Linked DNA regions of Mus musculus: region 2 is linked to region 1. Evidence: chromatin loops called from intact Hi-C (ENCODE). Cell type or tissue: heart. All regions are shown on one strand.

Region 1 (2,500 bases):
AGACTCAGAGGCAGGAATTCTCCCTCCTACATGGTCTCTGTTCATGTTTCCCAAGGGGAGGCTGGGTGGGCTGTACCCTGTGTGGTCCTGATGAGTTTTACTGGCTTACAAGCCAGCAGCTCCCTAGATGATTCTCTATGGGCCCAGCATCAGCTCCTGATGGATGCAGTTAGGCAGCACACAGCAGCCTCACCTTCCATTCTCATTCTCTCTCTCTCCTCTCTCTCTCTCTCTCTCTCTCTCTCTCTCTCTCTCTCTCTCTCTCTCAGTGCACAGCAACCTCACCTTCCATTCTCATTCTCTCTCTCTCTCTCTCTCTCTGTCTCTCTGTCTCTGTCTCTCTCTCTCTCTCTCTCACACACACACACACACACACACACACACACACACACGCACTCGCACATGTGCGTGCAGGCACACTACGCAGACAATCCCTTTGAGGCTTTCGTATGCAGTTTGTGTGTCTCACACATTTGTCCAGTTTCTCTGTACTAGCCCTTGGTCTGCCAAGGGGAGTCTCTGGACTTTCAGAAGATAGGCAGGTCCACATGCTCTGGCTTCTCTCTGCCCTAGGGGTGCCGCTGCCCACTCTGGTGTCCTTTTCAGCCGGTCTTACCCAGAAGCCTTTTCCCAGCGATGGAGGCGTTGTTCTCTTCAATAAGGTGCTGGTGAACGATGGGGATGTATACAACCCCAACACTGGTGAGTATCTACAGTGGAATTCTGTCTGGCTCCACGGAGGCTGGGGAGAACCTAAGCTGGGCAGTGGATTGCCACCAGACCTCTAATTCTTGGGCTGCAGCGTGGGAGGGCAGCACATGGCCTCACTATACTTTTGGAACTGCCGCTCAATTCTTAATGGTTATTATTATTTTTTTTTTTTTTTGCCAGCTATGACCCGTCACACCCCAGCCCCCTCTCCTCCATCCGCCCCCTAGCGGCCATCAAGCATGCTTTCTCTATGAATGTTCAGAGGCAGGGACTCCCTTCAGAATCTTGTTTTTATGATGAGCCAAAAAAGGGGGGGGGGCTGTGTTCTCTCCAGAAGGGACTGAGGCTAGTTAGTGTGTGGGGCCTCACATACCGAGACAGAATTAAACAGTGGACTTTGGAAGGTGCCTGTAGCACCCATGCCTATTCTAGGGAACCCTGGAGACTGTGGAAGGAGCTGCTAGGAGCTCCGACAGCACAGCCATCTTGCCCTTCCTCTGGCTTGTGGTGTCTCACCTGTCCCCAGACCATCTCCTGATAGTCACACACGAGTTTTTCCTACCCCTTAAAGGGTAATTCTCTGTCTGGACTATGTGGCAACCCTCTGAGGCTCATGGTGGGGTTCGAGCCTTTTCCCCCCTCCTTGCCTTTAGCAGCCATTGCTCTCATATAGGCATGGCCTTCGCAGGGAGGGTGAGGGTTCTGGCCATCTTCTTGGTAATCTTTAGCCATTCCTTCTACAACTCCAAGCCTGGTTCCCCTCTGGCTAAGTCACGCTGGTTCTGATAAAGTCACTGGCAGACCTCCAAGAAAGCAGCCAGGTATCCCAGGCTGCCAAGCTTTGCTCCAAACAACCTTTCTAATCTATGCTTCAAGGGTTTGGGCCAGAGTTGGGGGTTTTGACTGGGAGTGAGGGGACTCTTTCCCTTTGGCTACGTTGGTTGTGGGGACCCCCCTGTCCACTCACACAGGCTGGTGATCTTTACGAGCAGGCTGGGACTATGAAGGAAATTCCAGGAGGCCCTTGAGCTAGGCTTGCCCCTGTTAGACAGGCGAATGGAAGCTTGGCTCAGTACACTGGGGCCTGAACAAGATTCTAGGAGTTATAATCAGGATACTATTTAAATAGTAAGCATGGAAGGGGCAGGGTGGACCCAGGCATACTTGAAGGCTAGACTCTTAAATGGGTCTTTTGTTTCAGGACCCTAATTTCATGGTGACATCTAGCTGTTGAGTATGAAGGCCTGATACCCCTACCCACTCCTGGGTAGTCCATCTCTAGACACTTCCTTTGCCTTCCAGATTATATGGGCCCTGGGGTTAGAAGACAGTGGGGCTTCTGGCTACAAGTGAATATGACCTACACCCAAGAGGCTGATTCTTTTATAGATGAGGAGGGTTAGCGTGGCCTCCTAAGGCTGCTGTCTAAGAGATTTAGGAAGGTTGTAACTTGGCAGGGGCTGGGCCTTGGTCCCAAGTCTCCAGGTCACACATGCCACATACATGGCAGACCAGAAATGTTGGTCAAATTGGCTGCTGTCCCAGTAGGGCCGTGGCTGGCTTCTGTTTCCTGGACTGTTGTAAATTTAGGCAAGAATTACTCTTAGTCCTGGGGTATTGGAGGTCTTACTCTTTGGATGTTACAAGCCCAGGACAGTTGGCTCTGAAATGAAGAGTGGCCCAAGTCTGTGGTTTGCATGTGTGAGAGGCCACACTGGGGCTGTTATGTGCATGGTAGAAAGCCTGTCTAGAATGCACCTGTCACTGGGGGGGGGGCGGTGATATTCAT
Region 2 (2,500 bases), 57 kb before region 1:
CTTTTATATATAGGTGTGTGCACTCTCTCTCTCTCTCTCTCACGTGTGTGTGTGCGCACACATACATGTACTCACATGCACACATGAACACACAGGCACTCACACGCATACACACACATGGGCACTCACATATGCACACACACACACCCATATACACATGCACGTGCACACACTGCATGCACAGGTATATGCACATGCACCCGTACACACATGCATGCACACACATATAGGTGTACACATACACACACATACACACACAAGCACGCACACATGCACACACCCATATATACATGCACACGTGCACGCACATACTGCACACACAGGTGCTCACGTGTGCGCATACACACACACACACACACACACGCACGCACACACACACACACATACCCACATGCATACACACATGCTGCCGGTTGTTGATGGACATAACTTGTGGGTTGCCCCCTATTTTTTCCTTCACGCAGTCTCCATTTCTAGACTAGATCTTCCCCAGGACACTCAATGGACAAAATGGAGGTTAGAGCTGGGTGACAGAGAAGACAAAGAGAAAGGCATAGATCAGGTTACACAGGACAGTCTTTTATCTTTGTTATTTCTCCCCCGTGGCTCTTTTGAAGGCAGGATGACTTCAGTCCACTATTTGTATAATCTTCCACTTGGAAAGTTCATGAACGGATTATGTCCTTACATGGTACAATTTTCTACTTTGGGAATTTTCTTTCTTCAATTTGCAAATCAAAAGGACCCAATAAAACCATCAAAGCAAAGCATATGAGAAAATAAAACAACCAGTGGCTTCATTTAGTTTTATCAAAACATAGCCAACTTTCCCTGTCCCTCCAACCCCCAGCCAACAGTGTCATGTTAGTTCACAGGTACAGCAGTGAGCCTAGGCTTGCCAACTAGGGCGGGTAGGAGCAGCAACTAATTTCAAAGGAATAGCTCTCTCTCTCTCTCCTCTAGAATACCCCTCCTTGGTGGTGCAGTGTGTAGCCTAGGCTAGCCTCTAAGGTGAGTCTCTTGCCCCAGCTTCCCAAGTAGAACACCCTACCCTCTGTGGCTGATTTTATCTGTGGAGTCACTTTGGTCAGGCTATAGAGAAATTGGCAAAGACCCCTGTAGCGTTTGAATAGGCAGAAAACATGACCAACAGGGGGAGCAAGAGAGGGAGGGAAGGATGGAGGAATGAAGGGTTGGAGGGAGGCAGGAAGGCACCAACAGAATCTGAACTATTTAGATGCAAAGACAAAAAAAAACTATTATAATAAATGGTCTTTTAAAAATGTTTGCCCGCACATACATACTGTGTGCGTGTGTGCAGGCCAGAGATTAATGTCTTGTATCCTCTTGTCAATTGCTCTCTCTGGCACTCCCCCCTTGAGCTAGGGTCTGTCAGTGAGCCTGCAGCCTCAGAGATTCTTCTGTCTCCACCTCCTTAGTACTGGGATTACAGGTTTGTGAAAGCCTGTCTAACTTTTTATGTGGGTGCCTGAGGATCTGAACTCATGTCTTCATGTTTGCGCAGCATTTTACCGACCGAAACATCCGCCTTTAATACTGATGGAAAGAGAAACGTCCGAGCAGGACATCTCCTCATAAACACTGGAGTAGCAAATGACAGTTTGCAGCTGCGGGGAGGCAACCCCACTATCCAGGAGCAGCCCGCGCATTTGGAAAGTTCAAGCCGTGTACTAGCTGCGCCTAGGAGAGCTCCTGCGTCTTCAACTTTCGCCCAAGACCTTAAAGATTGATGGGTAGACGGCGGTGGGGCCTCAGAGGAAGAAATCGACGCTGAGTCCCCCTTGAGTAGGTTCCCCCCGCCGGGGGGGGGGGGCAATAACTGATGGGTGGTCCTGGGCTTCTGGCCGGAGAGAGGCCCCGGGGGATCGAGGTGGGGACCGCCCGAAGCTTGCTGCACTTCCGGAGGGGCTGGGGTCGCGCTGTTTGGAAGGTGAGAGGCGGAGCTGCTGGCGTTTGGGAAGAGACCAAAGGAATGTGTAATTGAAAAGTCTGTAACCAAGACCCCGGTTCCTAACCCTTTGGCTCTTTCCCCGAACCCCCTGCCGAGAGGCGATGGGCCGAGAGATGGTGAAGGGAAGAGTCACGTTTCGGAGAGGGAAGTGAATTAAAGAGGGCGGCACCCGGGGGGACCTGTGCGTCATTGAGGGACCGCGGAGCGGCCAGTGCGGAGGCGTGGGGACGAAGAGCCAGAGGGGCCGCCGAGCGCCCGAGCCCGCTGCCGGTTCCCGCGGCCCCGCCGCCTGCAGCCTTGTGGGGCTCAAGATGTGTCAGGAGACCCCGCCCCGACCCCGAGCACCCAGTCGCTGGACGCCGGCCCTGCTGGCCCTGCTGGCCCTGGGCGGCGCGGGACTGTGCCACGCGAGCTCGCAGCCTGGGTACCACGCGAGGCCCAGTGCCAGGAACAAGTAAGAGTGTGTCCCTTATGCTCGCCCCCAGCCCTAGAGTCCCAGATCCTAGGCGGTCACTCCCGAATCCGCCT

What was found. A loop is a pair of places that touch in the nucleus more often than their neighbours do. Peaks named below come from ENCODE experiments on the same cell type or tissue, not always from the same donor. Only the 100,000 strongest peaks of a DNase experiment are listed, where the experiment ranks them.
Region 2: a loop joins it to region 1, with 7 times the contacts of the local background. A loop is called at or near these places in 10 of 42 quality-filtered maps.

The regions. Positions count from the first base shown.
Region 1 is chr17:71,253,321-71,255,820 of GRCm38, reverse strand. It overlaps Emilin2 (elastin microfibril interfacer 2), which reads left to right. Exons shown (of 8, transcript NM_145158.4): 7 at 574-702. Among named protein-coding and RNA genes, the nearest start is that of Emilin2, 56 kb to the left of the region's middle. In heart, CTCF peaks have their summits at 740 and 939 (motif pointing left); a DNase peak (open chromatin) is centred at 1,470; H3K27ac peaks cover 2,264 bases.
Region 2 is chr17:71,310,644-71,313,143 of GRCm38, reverse strand. It overlaps Emilin2 (elastin microfibril interfacer 2), which reads left to right and starts at 2,133. Exons shown (of 8, transcript NM_145158.4): 1 at 2,133-2,426. The coding sequence starts at 2,284. In heart, a CTCF peak has its summit at 1,169 (motif pointing right); a DNase peak (open chromatin) is centred at 2,193; H3K4me3 peaks cover 1,216 bases; H3K27ac peaks cover 1,186 bases; H3K27me3 peaks cover 696 bases.